Regions from separate parts of the Homo sapiens genome. Here all the other regions are linked to region 1. A link is a contact called in ENCODE Hi-C or POLR2A ChIA-PET data. All regions are on one chromosome and are shown on one strand. Each heading gives the region's core, a stretch centred on a gene start or an enhancer-like site at or near the end of the contact. The rest is flanking DNA. Distances are from core to core; before and after follow the strand shown. Region 1 has its middle 83 kb from the start of SEC11C. Region 2 overlaps ZNF532 (zinc finger protein 532). Region 3 overlaps ZNF532 (zinc finger protein 532).

Region 1 (5,090 bases), core at 1,638-4,137:
TTTAATACTGGGATTATTTCCAATGTTATGCATTCATAAATAATGGCTTGATAAATATTTTCATGGAAACCATTTGTCTCCAACTTTGATACTTCTCTACAACATATATCTTTGAGGGGAATTAATAGGTCAAAGGGCATGAATGTCTTTTACGCTCTTGAATCATAATGATAAATCACTTTCCGTAGAGGGAACATCAATATTCAGTCCTCTAGTCATCCAATTTAACTGTTGCCAGAATGGAATATTAATAATAAAACAAAACATCTGAGTCTTCACATGTTCTTCCTTCTGTGTCCAAGTTTCCTCTTCTTATAAGGACACAGTCATATTGGATTAAGGCCCACCCCAATGACCTCGTTTAATGTTAATTATTGCTTTAAAGACTCTATCTTCAAATACAGTCACACTCTGAATTACTGGGGGTTAGGATTTCAACATAGGACTTTGTTGGGGACATAATTCAGCCCATAACATTCAATGTCAGGAAGATTTATGAGTTTAGTTGAAATGGTGCTAGCTGGAAGAGACTTGTGGAGTCTGTGGTGGAGATACTGATCTTGGAAGTAGGTGCCAGGGACTGGGCTCAAGTCCCCCAGGGAGTTAAACACATATTTACTCGGGTGGCTGTGGGTTTTTATTGGATGGCCTGACTACCACTTACCTAGGACACTGAGTTCTTATGCCTCCGCACTCTAGACTTGCCTGGGAACCCATGTGAGTGTCCTTGTGACTGAGGAGCACTGGCCCCGTGTCAGCATCTTTCCCAAAGGCTGTCGTGGAAGGTGGATTTCAGTCCTTCAGCTGAAAACCCACACTGTCCAAACTTGTGACTATGCAACAAGATTTAGCTTATAAGTGGAGGGAAATATAAAAGTAGGGCTTTTCTTCCTTTAGAGAATATAATTCCATGGAATGCCAGTGGAATCAGGTCTTTCTGGAGCTCAGTAATTCAAGGAGAGAAGAGCTAAGGGGTCTGGCAGAAGTCATAGTAAATATACATACAGCATTATTACCATAACCCCCTGCTTACCCTCATAGCAGACATTAGTAATCAATCATAGCATCATGGAGCTAGAATTCATCCTTCTTTCCAAATATTACACTAACATTGGTACTCTGGCTGAAAATAATTTTCTCCCTGTATCACTTGATAACTGAATAGTATCTATCTCATCCCTTCCTCATGAACAGCCATGGCAACTTTCACTAGCAGAATTGCATTGTCAAAGGCATTTTCCAGGTCAGGCTGTGCCTGGATGGTCTCGCACTTGTGTTTGACATTTCTTCCACACCACTGTGGATCCTCTTAATCCCAACCCTCACACTTCGGAGCAGGTACAACCAGACAGCGCCTCACTCTGGGTGCTTCAGGAAACATCCTAGTCTTATACATGCACGGTCCCAAAGTGTGGAGGAATTAATTTGTGTGGGACCATCCTTAACCCATTTGAGATAGAAGACAGTGGGAAAATCCTTCTGTCTTTCATCTCACAGGACAGTTTTAAGGTACATTTCATATGGCCCTGTGGAACATTCTGGAAGAACTGAGCATTGGCCACCTTGATAGCACATCCTGGTATTGGTTTTCCCTGCTTCCCTGTTCTCCTACCCTATCCCTCATTCCTACACCCACGTGAACTACCTGCACCCGGACATTTGTCTCAGGCTCTGCTCCTCAGTTGAAGGCGTGCCTGGTTCCCCCTCTGCATTAGTCCGTTTTCACATGCTATAAAGAACTACCTGAGACTGGGTAATTTATAAAGAAAAGAGGTTTAATTGACTCATGGTTCTGCAGGCTGTGCAGGCTTCTGCTTCTGGGAAGGCCTCAGGAAACTTACAATCAGGGCAGATGGGGAACCAGGCACATCTTAATATGGTGGGAGCAGGAGGAAGAGAGCAAAGCGGGGAGGTGCTACACACTTTTAAACAGCCAGATCTCATGAGAATTCACTCACTATCACAAGAACAGCAAGGGGGAAATCCATCCCCACGATCCAGTCACCTCCTATCAGGCCCCACTTCAACACTGGGGATTACAATTCCACATGAGATATGGGCAGGGACAAAGATCCAAACCATACCATCCTCCTTCTCGATCCTCTCTCCCCTGTGCTTGGAGTGGGTCCACCCCGTGTCCCACCCTGCCTTTGACAGTCCTCTCTCCCAAATCAACCACCACTTGTATCCATATCGGGTTTCATAGATGACAAGGGACGTTCCCAGGCATGGACTCCTTTTGAGCTGCATAGTAAGCCTCAGGGTGGGCAGGCGAGGATGCGATTACTGTTCCTGTCTAGACCAGGAAACTCAAGCTCAAGGCCCTGCCCGGTGTGGCACAACTAATGGATGGTCAAGACCGAGGCTGCCTCAGGTCCTCCAGCCCCAGCCCCGCTCTCCCTGCCACTCATCAGCCTCTCAAAAGCAGGGCCTCTCAAAAGCAGGAAGTACCTCTGATGGTCAGGATTTCCAGCCTTTCGTGCCATAGGAAGCGCATGTGTGGGGCAAGAAACTGAAGGGCACTCCTCTCCGTATCCTCTCTTCTTTGCAGGAGTACACAGATCCTCATCCTCCTTGGGGCCATGCTGTTCTTGGCATCTTTCACAGCCACTGCTCTGATCACCTTGGCATATAAACTTCCTGTCGTGGCTCCATCAGAAACCAGGTAATGCGGTTCCCCAGCCTGCCCCTTTCTGGCCAGGACTTCCCGGGGAGGGCTGCTGAATGCCAGGCTGTTCACCCTGTGCCCTTTGGTTCATGGAAAAAGTGGGTATGAAACTTTTGGTCTGGATGGGAAAGCTGATTGCCTTCTTGCTTCCAAACTTCTGAACCTTTCAACCTGCACTGGTAGGTCCTCTCTGAACTCAACGTTGCCCATTGAAACGCTTCCCAGAGGAAGGAGCGCCCCCATGTGGCTGTACTGTGTTTCTCCTCCAGCAGCCAATTGCTGCTTGGTGGCTCTGTTGGATGGAGAGACTGAACCTACCTCTTCAAGGTCACACAACTAGTAGGTGGCACAGGTGTGATTTGAACTTAGAAGCCAATCCACAGTGCTATTTCCCCTCCCCAATGAGGCATGTATGACACTTACACAGGAAAAACTGTTATGATTACCTGCTAATCTTCTCTCAATGCAGTGACACAAATGAAAATCAGATTATGTCAGTCATCTGCTTGAATTCCTCCAGTGGCCTCATTGGTCACCCTCCTACCTGCTGACACTGGACCAGCCACACCAACTCATCTCAACGCACCAAGCACGCTCCCCGAACCCCCTTCCCCACCCTCCCCAACCCGGGGCCTTAGCACTTGCTTTTGAGCCTGAATTACTCTTCTGTTAAAATCTAAGATCTTGGCAGGGCTTTCTCCTTCACATCTTTCAGGTGTCTGTGCAAATGTCACCTTCTCAGAGCAGCCTTTGCCGATCTTCCAAAATAAAATGGCCAGAACCGTTCCTGGTATGTGAGTGTTCCATGTGAATCTGTGAGTGGGTGGCATATGAGAATAAATGAATGAATTGGTGACAACATCCCAAGCCTCCTGACCAGGAGACTATCATGCCCTTCCCATATCATGGCATGGTGAAGTGATTGAGGAGGAGGCTCACTCATGTCCAGCCCAGCGGTTTTCAACCCTGGCCACATATTAGAGTCACTTGGGAGCTTCTAAATCTACTGATGCTTTCATCCCCACCCACCTCCGAACAATTGAATCAGAATCTCTGGGCATGGGGCCCAGGCAGCGGACTTTTGTAAGCATTCCCAGGGTGCTTACAAATTCTAATTTGCAGAATAAATTCTTATGTGCAGCCACAGTTGAAGAACCATACGTCTAGTCCTCAAACACCTTCCCTTCCTCCAGTGGTCCCTGCATGGGCAGCTAGGGGCTGAGAGTGCGTCTAGCTTCAGTGGGGAATGGTGATAATTTTAACGGTGATAAATTTAAAGCAGGGGTTCTCAATCTGCCTTTGGGAAACTCAGGAGAGTTTTAAAATTTCTAGTCCCTGAGTCCATGTGCAGAGATGATGATTCCCTGGGCTTGGGTATAACCTGGATGCCTCCCGTGAATGGCACTGTTTAGGCAAAGCTTCTCAGCCTTGAGGGGGTATCAGGGTCACCTGGAGGGCTTCTTAACACACAGATGGTTGAGCCCACTGCCAGTAGGTCAGGGTGGGGCCCATGAGTCTGGGTTCCTAATAAGTTCTCAGGTGATGCAGGTGTTTTTTTTTTTTGTCTGTGTTTTTTATTCTATTGCAACAGAGTCTCACTCTGTCATCCAGGCTGGAGCACAGTGGCATGATCACCGCTCACTGCAGCCTCAACCTCCTGAGCTCAAGCGAACCTCCTGCTTCAGCCTCCTGAGAAGCTGGGACTGTAGGCATGTGCCTCCAGGCCTGGCTAATTTTTTTTTTTTTGTAGAGTTGGGGTCTCTCTATGTTGCCCAGATTGGTCTCAAACTCCTGGGCTCAATGATCCTCTTGCCTCGGCTTCCCAAAGTGCTGGGATTACATGTGTGAGCCACCATGCCTGGCCTGACGCAGCTGTTGATGTCAAGGGATGAAACCTTGAAAAACACAGCTTCAAAGAATAGTTTTTGGTGTCCTTTTAATAGCCTGGCCTGGACCTCTCATCACTTCTCTCTCAGGACAGTCTCTGTCCTTGGGACCCTTGGGTTCACATCTGGGTGCTACATTTTTAGAACATTCTGACATATTGGCCACCAGACACAGCTATTTAAAATGAATACACTCATGATATTTCCTTGGGATCTGGGGTGGAGGGGCCTGAGGGAATTTGGAACCTAAACAAGCCAACTTTGGCTGAGGTGGGGCCATGAGGTCACTGTTTGCGCACCATGACTAAGGAAATGAACAAGTGTGCCCTAAATGTACCTTTGGGCTTGCTGATTATTCCAATGGACATCTCAGGGATTTGGATTCCCTTTGCCATGTCCAGATCAAACATAACATTTTGGCTTATTTCCTTGTATTTTTCAGTGAAGAGGCGATTGTATTGTATTTCGTGGAGTACTACACAAAGCCCTACTGCCGATTTGGGCCAGTTCTTGTGGGCCTCTTTCTGAGCATTTAC
Region 2 (5,090 bases), core at 704-3,203, 170 kb before region 1:
AATTAGCTGGGTGTGGTGGCAGGCACCTGTAATCCCAGCTACTCAGGAGGCTGAGGCAGGAGAATCACTGGAACCCGGGAGGCGGAGGTTGCAGTGAGCCGAAATCGCATCATCGTACTCCAGCCTGGGTCGAGACAATGTCTCAAAAAAAAAAAAAAGTTGGAAGTAGAGAGTAAAAGCTCAAAATTTCCCTCACCCCGTTTCATAGCCTTTTAAAGCTGGGGGTCAGGATCTGTGGTGGCATCCTTCTGAGCCTTTCTATGAATTTTACTTTATTTCTTTATTTTTTTTTGAGACGGAGTCTCGTTCTGTCATCGCAGCTGGTGTGTAGTGGCGCCATCTCAGCTCTCTGCAGCCTCCGCCTCCCAGGTTCAAGCAATTCTCCTGCCTCAGCCTCCTGAGTAGCTGGGACTACAGGTGTGTGCCACCATGCCCAGCTAATTTTTGTATTTTTTTTTAGTAGAGACAGGGTTTCACCACATTGGCCAGGCTGGTCTCGAACTCCTGGCCTCAAGTGATCCTCCTGCCTTGGCCTCCCAAAGTGCTGAGATTACAGGCGTGAGCCACTGCACCTGGTCCTTTCATTCAATTTTATGTATCTAGGAATTTTACGTGTCTATATGCTTAAATATAAAAACGTATGCTTATTTTATTTTAAGGTAGTGTATGTATTGTTTTGTGACCTGATTTTTTTTTTTAACTTAATGTTCAATCTTGATTGTTCCACTTCAGTACTTACAGTGACTCTAACCTCACTTTTAATCAGGGCATGGTACTCCATAAAAAAGGAATGTGCCAAAAACGATGTGAATGCACTTAACACTGTTGAACTGTGCATTTAGATATGGTTACCATGGTAAATTTTATGCTATGTGTATTTTTACCACAATCTGAAAAATAAAGGATGTACCATGATTGTTACATAATCGTTTATGTACCATTGTCATGGATATGTACATGATTTCTAGTGCTTTGCTATGTTACAAATAACTGTGCACCAAACGTTTTTGTACATGTGATCCTCAATTTGGGAGATTTTATTTCTGTGGTTTAAAACATTGCCTCTATGCCCTGAGATCAATGACATGTCATCCAGATATAGCACATAGAGGCCTTGCCCATTTTTCTTCAGGAATAACTAGGGGAAGAGTAGGTTTTTTTCTATATGGATTTTTAGAATTTATTGGTTGTGGGTATGCTATTAGAGAGAGACTATCCTGTAGTAATCTCCTTAGTTGGAGATGTTCTTTCATTAGCTTGTAATCTCAGTAGGTTCCTGGGCAAGCCCTGCCCAGAGCTCATTTTCACTTGTCCTTTACCAGATACCTGCAGGGATGGTCAGCTCTGGTAAATTACCTGGTTCCTAAGGCTTTTCTGGCGGTGAAATGAAGAACACCCTGAGGGAACACAGGCAGATGATGGAGTTCTGATAGCTTTGTTAGGTGGCTTATTCCGCAACACAGTTGCGTAGGGGCCCGAGGGGCCCTGGGCAGAACCCAGGCCTTCTGGTCTCCTGCAGTGGTTTGGTATTTAGTAAACTCTTCTGTGTTTGAATTTTTCTGTGCAGAACCACGGTTTTGAAATGCTAACCTGAGGGCAGTCTTGCCCTTTAAATGTACATTTTGTTTTCTGAAGAGAAACATGGGGCAGGTATTTTTGGAGGCTTTATATATTCAGTAAGTAGATATTCCACTGTTCAAGAACCTTCACGCTCACAGCAAGTCAGCACAATTCTGTTTTTGACTTTTGAGCAAGAAAAGGAAAACACTGGTCATGTGAATTGGCTGGAGTTGCTTAATTTGGTTATTGTTCGATGCATATTTATTTCCGGGGTGATGCAGCCCTCTGCCTCTCATGTGTTTGGGGTCAGTTGGGTGGTCTGGTGGGAGAAGAGGGGAAGAAAGAAAATGGGTAGTCTGCTGCATCATTGTGTGACCTGTCATCTTCCACCTGGGCTTAACACAAAACCACAAACCAAAACAGAACCCCCACGCTCACAGGAGGGACCGTCATGCAGGACTAGGCAGTATTGCTGGTTGTGGTTAGTGTCCTCTTCCCAATCCTAGGGCCTATCTGAAGGCTGGAGACCACACCGAGTCGGGGCGAGCTGCGGTCAGTGCCACTTCCTGAGGAAGTGACTGAGGCAGCCGGGCTTTGTGAAAGCTGCTTTATCCCTGCGTCCCCCGGGGCAGAGGGGAGCAGAAATAATATGCCAATGGCTTTTCCTGCGGAATTAAAGGAGCCCTCCCCAAACATCTTTTTATTAGATTAGAGCTTTGCGTTCATAAATTATTTCTAACTACTCTCCTATTCTAGTTCTCAGAAAATGGAAGGAGCAGAACTTCATATCTTTAAGGATTTTCTGGGATTATGCTCTAATCTAAATTATGAAAACTTGATATATTTTAAAGGAATTTACTCAGTTGAATAATAAACCACAATCATCATGAGTATTTTATTTTATATAGGCAGACAGTATAAAACTTTTAGATAGTTCATTAATAAAGGAAAATTGAACATTTTGGAACTTTCATGTGATTTTAGCAAACTGCAAATCAGTCAAATATTAAATCCGTTAACTCCATGTGAAAGTAAAGAATCACTTAGAATGTACAATGTCACGTTTTCTAATTTTATAAATATAAAATCAGATATTTTTCTTGTAAGTTTTCTTTTCAGAAATGAAAATATGGCCGGGTGCAGTGGCTCACGCCTGTAATCCCAACATTTTGGGAGGCCAAGGTGGGTGGATCACCTGAGGTCAGGAGGTCAAGAGCAGCCTGGCCAACATGGTGAAACCCTGTCTCTACAAAAATACAAAAAATTAGCTGGGTGTGGTGACGCACGCCTGTAACCCCAGCTACTTGGGAGGCTGAGGCAGGAGAATCGCTTCAACCTGGGAGGCGGAGGTTGCAGTGAGCCAAGATCACACCATTGCACTCCAGCCTGAGCGACAAGAGCGAAACTCTGTCTCCAAGGAAGGCAAAAAAAAAATTATATATATATATATATATATATATATAAATTATATATATATATTTTATATATATATAAAATTAATATATATAATTTATATATATATAAAATATATATAATTTATATATATAAAAAATTATATATATAAATTATATATATAATTTATATATATATAATTTATATATATATAATATATATTATATATATATATTTTATATATATATATATATATATAATTCATACAGGCTGAGTATCCCTTATCCGTAATGCTTGGGACCAGCATTTAGGTTTTTTTGTTCCAGATTTTGGAATATTTACATTATACTCACCAGTTGAACATCTCAAATCTAAAAATCCAAAATTTGAAAGTTCCAAATGAGCATTTGAGTGTTAATTTGGCACTCAAAAAGTTTAGGATTTTGGAGCATTTCAGATTTAGAATATTCAGTGTACTTCTCCCCCAGACCTCTTACAAATCATGTTTTCTCTTTCCGTGATTTTCTTTCTCTCTCTTTTCCAAGCATTTTAGATATATATGCCTAAGTAGTTAACACATAGAGTTAAAAAGCTCTGAAGTTAGCTAGATAGAGGTGAATAAACCCTCCCTGGGCACTTCCTGTTTCCAGGTAACTGCCACAAATAAAGAGGGATGCTTGTTCCAGGTGTACCTGAAATTTATCAGGTTGTCTTTCTTGAGCCATATAACACATATCCATGTACTTGTACTTTTTCTGTAAAATACAGTTAGTAAGAAAACAGCACTTATATTAACTTGTACTTTCTACTTAAAAGGATATTTTTCCAGAAGTGGAGTGGGTGTTTAAGAAATACAAACTCTTGGCCGGGTGTGGTGGCTCATGCCTGTAATCCCAGCACTTTGGGAGGCTGAGACAGGCGGATCACTTGATGTCAGGAGTTTGAGACCAGCCTGGCCAATATGGTGAAACCCCCTCTCTACTAAAAATACAAAAATTATCCCAGCTACTCGGGAGGCTGAGGCAGAAGACTCTCTTGAACCCAGGGGGTGGAGGTTGCGGTGAGCCGAGGTCACGCCACTGCACTCCAGCCTGGGTGACAGACTGTGATTCCATCTCAAAACAAAAAACAAAAAAACCCCAAAATTTGGCTAGGCGCGGTGGCTCACGCCTGTAATCCCAGCACTTTGGGAGGCCAAGGCAGGATCACCTGAGGTCAGGAGTTTGAGACCAACCTGGCCAACATGGTGAAACCCTGCCTCTACTAAAAATAAAAAATTAGCCAGGTGTGGTGGCATGCACCTGTATAGTCCCAGCTACTCAGGAGGCTGAGGCAGGAGAATCGTTTGAACCCGGGAGGTGGAGGTTGTGGTAAGCCAAGATCGCGCCACTGCACTCCAGCCTAGGAGATGGTGAGACTGTGTTTAAAAAAGAAAAAAAAAAATTAGCTGGGCATGGTGGCACACACTTGTAATCCCAGCTACTTGGGAGGCTGAGGCAGGAGAATCACTTGAACTCAGGAGGTGGGGGTTGCAGTGAGCCGAGATTTTGACACTGCACTCCAGCCTGGGGAGGAAAAATATATATATATATGAGTTATATATATATACACACACATACATATATATATATACACGTATATATATAACTCTTAAGTAAAATTAAGTACCCTGGTTAGTACTTAACTGTTACAACTGGGTTTATCTAAATATTTGCTCTTCTTCTACCCAGAGGGCCATTATTGTGTCTTTGACTCCAGTTTGATCCTTATTCTTTTTTTGATATAAAGGTGGTTCCATCATTATCTCCTTAATGACTTCTGGGTTTCTTTTTTTTAAACCTTAAACTGTACCTGGTATCTCCTTGCCAAAATCCCAATGACCCCGCATTGCTCTGTTACAGGAATTCTTTTCCCTCTGTCCTTGCACTAACTGCCGCCCATTTTTTTTTTTTTTTGAGAAATTTAAAAAGTAAGGAAGGATATGTGAATTACTTATTAAGTACTACCTGTATTCTCACCAGTCACTGTAATATGACTGTATGCCCAGTCTGTTCCCTCTCCCCTTCTTTTTCTCCATCCTGCCCTCTAGCTTCTTCTTCCTCCTCCCCCACTCCACCTCTTCCTCTTCCTCAGACCTC
Region 3 (5,090 bases), core at 715-3,214, 150 kb before region 1:
GGAGGCCAAGGTGGAAGGATCACTGGAGCCCAGGAGTAACCAGCCTAGACAACATAGCAAGACCCTGTCTCTACAAAAAAAAGAAAAAATAAATGTTGCAAAAATAGGACAGAGAATTTCTGTGTACTCATTTACCCAACTTTACTTAAAGGTCACATCTTGTAATTCTAACACACTTGTGAAAACTAAAAAATTATCATTCGTACAATACTACTAACTAGATTTCAGCAGTTTTTTACTAGAGGATGGTGTTTGTGCACGGTCCTTTTTCATTAGCCTTACAATGTACAGTCATAATTTTGTTTTCTGAGTTGTTTAGGTTAGTTTTTTGTTCCCTGAACCCTTCAGTGTAGTCATGTTATTCATTTGTATGAATGACCAAAATTACAGTTGGTCTTAATTTTGGACGCCCCCTCCCATTCCTGGTTTTTATTTTTAAATTTAATATTTACACACAGTGAAATTCTCTAGTTTATTTTTTTTTTGAGAAAGAGTCTCGCTTCATCACTCAGGCTGGAGTACAGTGGCGTGATCTCAGCTCAGTGCAACCTCTGCCTTCCAGGTTCAAACGATTTTGCCGCTTCAGCCTCCCGAGTAGCTGGGATTACAGGCATGCACCACCAAGCCCAGCTAATTTTTGTATTTGTAGTAGAGAGAGAGAGAGGGGGTTTCATCATGTTGGCCAGGCTGGTCTCAAACTCCTGGTCTCAAGTGATCCACCCGCCTCAGCCTCCCAAAGTGCTGGGATTACGAGCATGAGCCGCCGCACCTGGCCTGAAATTCTCAAGGGTTTGACAGATGCACAGAAACATGTCTCCACTACCACATTTGTGATACAGAACTATTCCATGAGCCCTAAAATTCTCTCCTTCAGCCTGGTTTGTTTTTTTTTTTTAAGAGACAGGGTCTTACTCTGTTGCCTAAGCTAGATTGCAGTGGCGTGATTGTAGCTCACTGTAGCCTCGACTTACTGGGCTCAACCAATCATCCTGCCTTGGCCTCCCAAAGTGTTGGAATCACAGTCATGAGCTACCACGCCCAGCCCTGCCTGGATTTCAATGGTGGTTTTGAGAGAGTGGATTGTCAGAGTGCTGGGGAGATACTGGGAGGAGCAGGATATGTCCCAGTACTGGAGAACTTGAGCCATGAAGGCTGCGTGGCAAGAGGACAGAGCACCAAGGGTTCCAGGGTAAGGCTGGAGGAGATCTCTCTATGCCACTAGGCAAATGGGATAGGAATTACCCAAAATAGAAGGGACAGACCAAGCTCACTGTGGAGGATCGGCTTGGCAAAGCCAGCATGAAGGTACAGGCAAGATTTGAAGGAATGAAGCTGTGGGAGACCTCTTGACTGGTGACTATGATTTTTTAAGTTAACCTCAGAAAGAAAAGGGGGGATGGAGTTTAGAAGAGGGAGAGATTAGTAACATCTGCAGGCCACAGCCTTAGGCCAGGCAGGGTTGCTCAAGCCTTTAATCCCAGCACTTGGGAGGGGAGGCTGGAGGATCACTCGAGGCCAGTTTGAGACCAGTCTGGGTGAGAGCAAGACCCCATTTCTACAGCAAATAAGAATTAGCTGAGTGTGGCGGTGCTTGTAAGGATCACTTGAGCCCAGAAGTTCGAGGCTGCAGTGAGCTATGATCATGGCACTGCACTCCAGCCTGGACAGCAGAGCCAGGTCCTGTGTCAAAGGAAAGAAAAGAAGCAGCCCTTGTCTCTTGGCAGGATGGGAGTTAATAAGGAAAAACAAAATTGCAGTGCTAAATGACGCTGAGGACCTGCTGTGGAGGGCTACAGGCACGCCCTCAATTTCCCTGGAGCTTCTCTCCTGGAAAAAGCAAAGGAGCTCTCACTGTAGCTGAGCTTTCGTTTTGACCCAGAAGAGTTTGGAGTTGGGGAGTGAGCTTTCTTAGAGAGCTGTGATGTGAGAAGTAGGCCGAGTGGGGGAGGTTGAGCTTTCAGAGAAGGCTGAGGTTTGTAGGGACAGGGACTTTCCCTTAGTTGCTCCTGATGTGCGAGGTGGGGAATGGATGGGGGCGGGGAGCCTACTTTTATAACCTTGAGGGAGGAGTGTGGAATAACTGCAGCAAAGGGCTGGGGCTGGCTTCACTCCTCTATTTCCCAAGGTCGTGACCTGGTTCGTGGCATTAGTATGTGACTCCTGTGTTGATATTTCCAGAAGCAGTTTGAATTTCAGATCAGGAAATCTGTTATATTTCAGATCAGGAATATCAAGTGTTAGCTGAAGAAGAAAACATACTACCTTGAGCAAAGTATTTGTATATCCATGATTGGTATCATCAGGTTTAAGGAAACCAGTAAATAACTATTTTGGATAGTAGCAACTATATTTGCTAATTTCTTGTTAACTCATACAGAATTAACAAAACATACATTTGTTCTTTGACTGTGCGTATAAACTGTATTTGTACGCTATGTGTTACCCTGGTGTAGGCTGCTTAGAAAATGAAGCTCTTGTGCTGAGAGGGGGCAGAGTGTGATCAGGGTGCCCAGCAGTGCTGACAGGTCAGAGGGTCCAGGCGACTTGTTGGTGTCCCATTGTGTCAGCTTTCTTCCCTGTGGCCGGGGAGGAACCTTTAGACCTGCAAGGTGCTCTGGGCTGGCTGTCTCGACTTAATCAGGGTCTGATTAGTGTGAAGGCTAAAGGTAAAATGAAACTTTTCTGTGGCATTTGTCACTGGCATGGGACCTTCAGATGGCAAGTAATTAAGAGATTCCATAGCTTTTTTCATAACTGCTTATTTTTCTTTTCCACATTTTTTCATGTGTGTGTCTGCGTGTATGCTATTTTTTTGAAATCTGAGAATCTGCCATTTTTGGGGCCCAGTCTCTCCCACCCCTGCCTGCACTTCCTAGAGAGAGGCAGTGAACCATGGCAGCTGCTCCAGAGGCGCGGCTGATCAAATTTTTTAAAAAAACTTGGCCCCCAAACTGACCCATGTCCCCAGCTGGTTTAGGAAGAGTGAAGAAGCATGAGGTCGACCTGCGTAGCTGAACCGATTTGGTGTTTGGAATGGAAATGCAGTGAGAAAATAGGTTTCCCTGATATGCAGTCGAGATTGAAGTGGGATAAAAGCGGCAGAAGATCAGTTGGAAGAGAAGAGAGAAGGTTTTTTTTCTTTTCTTTGGTGGAAGAGATACAATGTGCAGAGCCTTGGAAATTCTAAAGATGTAAGAGATTGGTGATGGAGGCAGAGCTAAGGTTTGCATAATGATAATGGGAAGAGCAAGAATTTGAATGTAGGCAGCCAAGAGAAGTCAATCCCTGTGTTTCTTGAAGATGTATAAAAACTGGGGATGCTAGCTAGATTCATTTTCTAAGAGGAGGAAATTAAATTTGAAACATTACGTAATATAAACATAAGTTATAAGAACATTTTATATTTGAAGGAAAGATAGGAAAGATGAAAACATGCTAGATCCATTCATTTATTGAATTATTTTTTTGGGGCCAGGCACAGTGGCTCACACCTGTAATCCTGGCACTTTGGGAGGCTGAGGCAGGAGGATTGTTTGAGCTCAGGAGTTCGAGACCAGCTTGGACAACATAGTGAGACCCCATCCTAAAAGAAAGGGAAAGGAAAAAATATATATATATAAAAGAATTATTTTTTTAAAAATTCAGCGGAATAAAAAAGATACAATGAAGGGTCTCAGTGGCCAGATAGTGCTAGAAAATAAGACTGGGAATCCCAAAGCAGACCTTGTATTATTACAGTTGTTTTATGGGAAGCCTTTATAATACTGCCAAGATGGTCAGTAGACTTTGATTTGTTTTTCTCTAAGTAGGACTGTTATGATTTAGAGGGTATTGATTTTCATTAAGGGAAATGTTAGTTTCTGTATTAAATAGGGAACCAGCGTTTTCACAGGTCAGAGGAGGCAGACCTTGGCTGGATTTAGGCGTGCATCTTTCTGTTTCAGGATTAAAGTTGGGATTTAATGGTTAGGCTGTGCCTATGCCTTTAATACTGACATTCTCTAATTGGAAATTGGGAAACCAACAATTTTTTTATTGCAAAGGAAGAAGAATTTTGTTACAAAGTATGAGAAGTATGATTAAGGGGTGAATAGGTTTTTCTTACGTTTTTCTTTTGACTTCATAACTTTTGACTTCTGCCAACAAAGATGAAATAGCTTTTCATAATTCTCAGAGGCTTTGAGTAGGAAAGGAAATGTTTTGTCTCTGTGTCATACGAGAAAATAAAGTGATCATGTGACAGACCTGAGTTCTTTCAATTTCCTTTTTTGTAAACAGGTCTGATTCCCTCAGATATTGTTGATGTCTTTGGGTGAAAGAACATTATACATTAAGCACAAATGCTATTAGTGAATTATAGGTCATTTATATAGGGTTTACTTTTAAATTAAAAGACCATTGGCCAGGCGTGGTGGCTCACATCTGTAATCCCAGCACTCTGGGAGGCCGCGGCGGGCGGATCACGAGGTCAGGAGCTTGAGACCAGCCTGGCCAACATGGTGAAACCCCGTCTCTACTAAAAATACAAAAATTAGCCAGATGTGGTGGCAGGTGCCTGTAATCCCGGCTACTCGGGAGGCTGAGGCAGGAGAATTGCTTGAACCCAGGAGGCGGAGGTTGCAGTGAGCCGAGATCACACTGCTGTACTCCAGCCTGGGTGACAGAGCAAGACTCCGTCTCGGAAAAAATAAATAAATAAAATAAAAGACTATTATTGCCTTTGAAGGGAGATGTATTTTATAGGGCATAAGTGAAAGACATTGTTAAAATAACTAAAGCTAATTCTGTTTGAAAATCAAACTGTTGAGGGAAAGGGAAGCTAAAATGAGATCGTTCTATTTTATCTTTTAAAAGAGAGGACTGAGATTTATTTTTGTAATGTTTTTAAGCAAAAGAATCTATTTTTAAGACAGTAGTACTTAGGAATTGGGGTGGAAAGCGAAGAAAACTTTCAGACATAAACATTCCTCTTTGTATTCAGTATAACTGAGAAATGAAGTGGGAGTTATACATTTTTTTCCCCTCCAAGTGGAATGGAACACTTGCTCTTGCCTTCCAGAATGTGGGAAGGGAAAGGGTAATAGGACAAT

What was found. Hi-C counts contacts between places; a loop is a spot of excess contacts on that map. ChIA-PET counts read pairs that join two places held with the same protein, here RNA polymerase II (POLR2A). Pooled maps may share reads with other maps.
Region 2: a loop to region 1 is called in a map of endothelial cell of umbilical vein, with 7 times the contacts of the local background. The contact joins two enhancer-like sites. A Hi-C loop is called at or near these places in 7 of 168 maps with a recorded cell type or tissue (B cell, OCI-LY7, PC-3 and 4 more), 13 of 37 single-sample maps with no recorded cell type and 11 of 50 pooled maps. POLR2A ChIA-PET finds 5 or more read pairs at or near these places in 2 of 52 experiments (IMR-90 and naive thymus-derived CD4-positive, alpha-beta T cell).
Region 3: a map of heart left ventricle shows a loop between it and region 1 (4-fold over the local background). The contact joins two enhancer-like sites. A Hi-C loop is called at or near these places in 5 of 168 maps with a recorded cell type or tissue (CD14-positive monocyte, Calu3, ascending aorta and 2 more) and 7 of 50 pooled maps. POLR2A ChIA-PET finds 5 or more read pairs at or near these places in 1 of 52 experiments (OCI-LY7).

Annotation. Positions count from the first base shown.
Region 1 is chr18:59,054,489-59,059,578 of GRCh38, forward strand. It overlaps the pseudogene OACYLP. Among named protein-coding and RNA genes, the nearest start is that of SEC11C, 83 kb to the right of the region's middle. Within about 2 kb of position 2,888, at least 5 of the 41 ENCODE cell types and tissues checked have a DNase peak (open chromatin) inside an H3K27ac peak, as active enhancers do; they include ascending aorta and dorsolateral prefrontal cortex, where a contact is called at or near this core.
Region 2 is chr18:58,885,703-58,890,792 of GRCh38, forward strand. The region is part of intron 2 of ZNF532 (zinc finger protein 532); the gene reads left to right. Among named protein-coding and RNA genes, the nearest start is that of ZNF532, 23 kb to the left of the region's middle. RefSeq lists enhancers at 3,614-4,114, 4,115-4,615. Within about 2 kb of position 1,954, at least 27 of the 41 ENCODE cell types and tissues checked have a DNase peak (open chromatin) inside an H3K27ac peak, as active enhancers do; they include dorsolateral prefrontal cortex, where a contact is called at or near this core.
Region 3 is chr18:58,910,000-58,915,089 of GRCh38, forward strand. The region is part of intron 2 of ZNF532 (zinc finger protein 532); the gene reads left to right. Among named protein-coding and RNA genes, the nearest start is that of ZNF532, 48 kb to the left of the region's middle. Within about 2 kb of position 1,965, at least 9 of the 41 ENCODE cell types and tissues checked have a DNase peak (open chromatin) inside an H3K27ac peak, as active enhancers do; they include ascending aorta, where a contact is called at or near this core.